2 separate regions of the Homo sapiens genome follow, and region 1 is linked to region 2. The links are chromatin contacts, found by Hi-C or POLR2A ChIA-PET in ENCODE. All regions are on one chromosome and are shown on one strand. The core of a region is the stretch at or near the end of the contact, and the rest is flanking DNA. Distances in the headings are between cores, read along the strand shown.

Region 1 (2,700 bases), core at 82-2,581, 210 kb before region 2:
TATATATACTTCATTAATCTTTACATATTGCTCACATATTACAATGATAATATTTTGGATATATTGGGTTAATTAAATTGTTACAATGAATTTCACCTGTTTCTTCTCCTTCTTTTTAAAATTTTTTTATTTTTGAGATGGAGTCTTGCTCTGTTTCCCAGACTGGAGTGCAATGGCGTGATCTTGGCTCACCTCAACCTCTGCCTCCTGGGTTTAAGTGATTCTCCTGCCTCAGCCTCTCTATTAGCTGGGATTACAGGCACCTGCCATCATACCCAGATAATTTTTGTATTTTTGTAGAGACGGGGTTTCACCATGTTGGCTAGGCTGGTCTTGCACTCCTGACCTCGGGTGATCCGCCTGCCTCGGCCTCCCCAAGTGCTGAGATAACAGGCATGGGACACTACACCCGGCTTTCTTTTCTTTCACTTTTATTTTCTTTCTTCTCTTCTCTTCACTTTTCTTTCTTCTTTTTCCTTCCTTCCTTTTCCTTCCTTCCCTCTTTCCTTCTCTCTCTCTCTCTTTCACTCTTTCTTTCTCTCTCTCTCTTTCTCTCTTCTTTTTTTTTCTTGAGATGGAGTTTCACTCTTGTTGACCAGGCTGGAGTGTGCAGTGGGGCGATCTCGGCTCACTGCAACCTCTGCCTCCCTCCACCTCCCGGGTTCAAGCGATTATTTTGCCTCAGCCTCCCGAGTAGCTGGGATAACAGGCGCCCACCACCACGCCTGGTTATTTTTTCTTATTTTTAGTAGGGACGGGGTTTCATCATGTTGGCCAGGCTGGTCTCAAACTCCTGACCTCAGGCGATCCACCCGCCTCGGCCTCCCAAAGTGCTGGGATTACAGGCGTGAGCCACTGCGCCCGGCCCTTCTTTATTTTTAAAGTCTGGCTACTAGAAAATTTAAAATTCACATGTGGCTCACATCTTATTTCATAAGATTGGCTCCTTTTAAAAATCTCAGGCTGCTAGTTCAAAGGACTAGGAGCCAGGAAGGTCATAAAAGCTGAAATTTTAAAATAATTATTTTTTTAAATTTGTGAATAGCCATATATTATTTATAAGTGCTTATGACCTTATACACAAGGTTAAGGGAAAATACCCTCTAAGGTGTGCCTGGCTCAGCTCAGGGAGGAAGCCCTGCCTGAAAAGGCTGCAGCCTAGGCTATCACTCTTTCTTCACTCCGCCCAGCATTTGGTCATATCTTCTGTCACTCAGGGCCTGAAGGGGCGGGCCCTTAAACCGTATCCAATCAGACACGCAGAACTGGGAACCGTCCAATTAGGCACACATTTGGAGCGGCGAGGACGGCTTCCGGGATGTGGCTGGGCCATTGTTTCTCTCTGCTGCCGGAGCTCCAGGTCTACCCTTCACTGCTCTGTGTCCTCAGCGTGTGTGGCTTCGTGACCTGAAGATACTGGGAAATCCATAGCTAAGATGCCAGGACCCCCTGAAAGCCTAGACATGGTGAGAGTGCTGGGTCCGACATCACGAGAGAGGGGAAGGAGTTGCTCGGAACCGGTGGGAAGTGGCTGTGGCGGGACTCAGGCCTCCCCGCAGTCAGCTCCACAATCTGCTCCCTGAGTTCTCCTTGCCCAGCTCGGCCTCAGTCTCCTTCAGCCGTAAGTTGGCGGCTGCGCCAACAGCCGGGGCCCCGGGCGTCCTGTCTCTTCCCTGCACTGTGACTGTGCCCTGCCTGGAGTCCTCTCTGGCAGTTCTGCACCCGCAGCGCCGCGTCTTTCTCAGATTGTGCGGGGACCACGGGAGGGTCATCAGGGGAGAATCCTGACTTGGGGTGCGGGTTCATGAATGGGAAGAGCTTTGGTCCGTGGGGTTCCCAGTTGCTATTTTCTCCTATTAAAAATTTATGGGCGTCACTGCAAAAATATTAAAGAATGTAATCAAAGAGTGGTTCTAGAATTGTAGAGCACCCAGCTATGGTTTGTAGTTTGTGGTCTGTGGGAGAGGCTTGAAGGAAAGTCTTTTATAAAATGCATGATGAAGAAACCAAATTTACTAATTGGTTAGGTACAGTTACATGGTTTCTTAATATGTGCGTTAAAGGTGAAAATTTCCTGGTTATGTAATCAGAGCTTAATTGGCAGTTTACAGTTGCTGAAGCCTGAATTTTGTTTCTCTGAATGTAGTAATTAAAAATAATGCACCTGAGTTAGATTTTTTTTTTAAAGTAAGAATTCAGGGACTAGAAATACCTCAGTCTAATTGCCTGCCACTTAATTATTTTCACACTCCACAGGGAACTGATTTTCTGCTGTATTTTTCACCTGTGTCCCAAGCAGAGTCTTGGAACCAATCCCCCATTTCTCCGGCCTCACTCTGGCTTGCAGTAAGATAATTTCCAGTTTCCTCTGACGTTCCTAAATGCCACCTTTTCCTCCCTAATTCACATTATCGCCTATTTGTCTTTTACTGTACTTTTTTATACCATATTTTAATTATTTTTTTGGCAAAGCATTAAATGGTTAAATGGTGCATTTAAAGAGATTTGTTATCTGTTTGTAAATATTTCCCATGAAAAGAAGGCAAATAATAATACCCTGACACTGCATTGTAGTAAATCTCTGTCTCTTTTGCTTTCATCTTGTCTAGGCACAGAGATGTTACCAGAATGTTTTTGGGTCGAAGTTCTCCTTTGGAAAATCTATGGGGTGATGTGTCCTCAGCCACCCTTTGGTTTTTT
Region 2 (2,700 bases), core at 37-2,536:
ATCCAAAACTCCTGTAATAGGACCCAGTCTGGTGAACCTGAGGGTGAAAATGAGAGTGAGAGTGCACTGCAAGGGAGGAAATGAGAGGGAAAGCATTGAAACCAACTCCTTTGGAGTGCACGATAAAGAATTTTTTTAAAAAAGGATTTAGAGGTGATTATGGGATGAAACTGGATGTTCAAAAGTTAAAGACATACTGTGAATTAGAATAGCCCTGTTTTAGTGTTGGATGGCTGGCCGAAGGCACTATAGAGAAATTGGCCATGTGTTTTAAGGTGGTGACTAGGATCAGAGGACAGCCAGGACATTCAGACCTAGTCTTTATATTGACTCATGGCTAAATGAATGCAGCCCTGCTTAGCAGTTTATTGTAGAACGCTCACAGCTCATGCCAAGAGAAACCAGCTGCACTGGCAGCTACAGAGTTAAAGGGAAAGTCACAGAGGCTTATAGCACCAAAAGCAAAAAGTGAAAGCCAAAAGTGAAAGTAAAAATCAGCCACCCTGGCAGCTATGGAGACAAAAGAAAAGTCTTAGGAAAAAGAAAACCAGTTTTGCAAGAACCACAGGAGGGAATAGAGACCCCTCCTCCCTACATTCCAATCTACCCCCCTTTACCAAGGCTAACTGCCCCTAAGGAGTTAAGTTCAAAGAGATACAGGCTCCCAGTCTCACCCGAGAAAGAGAAATCAGAGCTCTGGGAAGTTAAAGCGAAAGGCTGGAAAAGTCAGGCAGGCCATCTCAGGTCGAGCCATGCCCAAGTTATGCTTCTGCCTCTAAAAAGGACAAGAGGACCCCCACCAGGATGCAGATGATGCAGTCCACCTTCAGCACCCACAAAAGTGCCGAGAAGCACTTCTGCAAAGGCTAAAGGATGGTAAAAGAAAAAGGCAACCAATATAAAACATCTCAGAGGTGCTCCAGGGTGCAGATAAAAGCACCAGCCAGTTTTATGAAAGACTTTGTAAGGCATTTTGGTTGCACACTCCATTTAACCCTGAGGCTGCTGAAAATCAGTGCAAGGTGAATACGGCATTTGTAAGGCAGACCCAAGGAGATATCAGGCATAAATTGCAGAAGTTAGAAGCTCTGTAGGCATGAATGCTACTCAGCTTATTAAAGTGGCTACCAGGGTGTACATTAACGAGATCAGGAGGCAAAGAAGAAAGCTGATCAGAGGCTTAAGAAAGGCTAATTTACTAGCAGCAGCCCTTGTGGGAAGAGAAGCTGGCTTTGCAAAGAGGCATGGACGCAGGCGTGAACACAGTCACGGAAAAGGCTAGTCCGGACAGGAGTTTGAAAGCTGGCCAAGGCTAGAGAGAGATTTATGTGCACGGTGCAAAAGGAAAGGACACTAGAAGGATACACGTCAAAAGAATAAGGAGAATGGGCCGGGCATGGTGGCTGACGCTTGTAATCCCAGCACTTTGGGAGGCCGAGGCAGGTGGATCACGACGTCAGGAGGTCGAGACCATCCTGGCTAACACGGTGAAACCCTGTCTCTACTAAAAATACAAAAAAAAAAAAAAAAAAAAAAAAAAAAAGCCGGGCATGGTGGCAGGCACCTGTAGTCCCAGCTACTCGGGAGGCTGAGGCAGAAGAAAGGCGTGAACCCTGGAGGCGGAGCTTGCAGTGAGCTATCGCGCCACTGCACTCCAGCCTGGGTGACAGAGCAAGACTCCATCTCAAAAACATAAAAAGAATAAGGAGAATTGTCAAGGCCATGGTATGAAAAAAAAAAACCACCGGCCAAGGGCTACTGCACCCAGGAAAAACCCAAGACCCCCTGCACCTGCTGTGAAAGGCAGGATATAAAGTATCAGAAAACAGCTCAAATCTGCTCTAAAAGTGTCCAGTATTTAAGCTTTTATATAAACCAAGAGGAAAGATGGCTTAGTAGTAAACAAAAGCAGGCTGTTTGTGTACTTCCTACTCCAACAACCTGGTGTCAAATAAGAGAGTTCCTAAGGGCAGCAAGGTTCTGCCACATTTAGATCCCAAATTTCTTGCTCATGGCTAAGCCATTATACAAAGCCACAAAGAGGAGGAAAGAAAGAGCCTCTCCTCTAGGAGGCCAACCAGGAGAAGGCTTTTATTTATTTATTTTTTTTTGAAGCCACTCCACAAGTCACTCTATATTGCAAATTATACATAATAGTACACCTAATCAATATATAAATGTTATGGGTTAAACATCTACAACAAACAAAATAACATTTAACATCAAGAGAAAAGAAATGGGAAAAAAAGGTTAATGAACCAGTCCATGAAGAGCAACAGAGACAAAAAGAATCTCCTGGTCTGGGCCAGGCAGTCCAGTGGTCTTGCAAGGAACACCTTTGATGTGGGTAGAGCCTTTCGTGGCAGATGCCAGAGCCTTTCATGGCAGATGCCATGGAGCTTATCTTTTTTTTTTTTTTTTTTTTAAATTGATCATTCTTGGGTGTTTCTCGCAGAGGGGGATTTGGCAGGGTCATAGGACAATAGTGGAGGGAAGGCCAGCAGATAAACAAGTGAACAAAGGTCTCTGGTTTTCCTAGGCAGAGGACCCTGCGGCCTTCCGCAGTGTTTGTGTCCCTGGGTACTTGAGATTAGGGAGTGGTGATGACTCTTAACGAGCATGCTGCCTTCAAGCATCTGTTTAACAAAGCACATCTTGCACCACCCTTAATCCATTTAACCCTGAGTGGACACAGCACAT

The links. A loop is a pair of places that touch in the nucleus more often than their neighbours do. ChIA-PET counts read pairs that join two places held with the same protein, here RNA polymerase II (POLR2A). Pooled maps may share reads with other maps.
Region 1: a loop to region 2 is called in a pooled map, with 4 times the contacts of the local background. The contact joins the promoter of ZNF493 here to the enhancer-like site in region 2. A Hi-C loop is called at or near these places in 6 of 50 pooled maps. POLR2A ChIA-PET finds 5 or more read pairs at or near these places in 3 of 52 experiments (CD4-positive, alpha-beta T cell, MCF 10A and naive thymus-derived CD4-positive, alpha-beta T cell).

The regions. Positions count from the first base shown.
Region 1 is chr19:21,395,802-21,398,501 of GRCh38, forward strand. It overlaps ZNF493 (zinc finger protein 493), which reads left to right and starts at 1,332. Exons shown (of 4, transcript NM_001076678.3): 1 at 1,332-1,466. The coding sequence starts at 1,437. RefSeq lists a silencer at 1,371-1,609.
Region 2 is chr19:21,604,110-21,606,809 of GRCh38, forward strand. The region is part of intron 3 of LOC105372323 (a long non-coding RNA gene); the gene reads left to right. Among named protein-coding and RNA genes, the nearest start is that of ZNF429, 100 kb to the left of the region's middle. Within about 2 kb of position 1,287, at least 11 of the 41 ENCODE cell types and tissues checked have a DNase peak (open chromatin) inside an H3K27ac peak, as active enhancers do.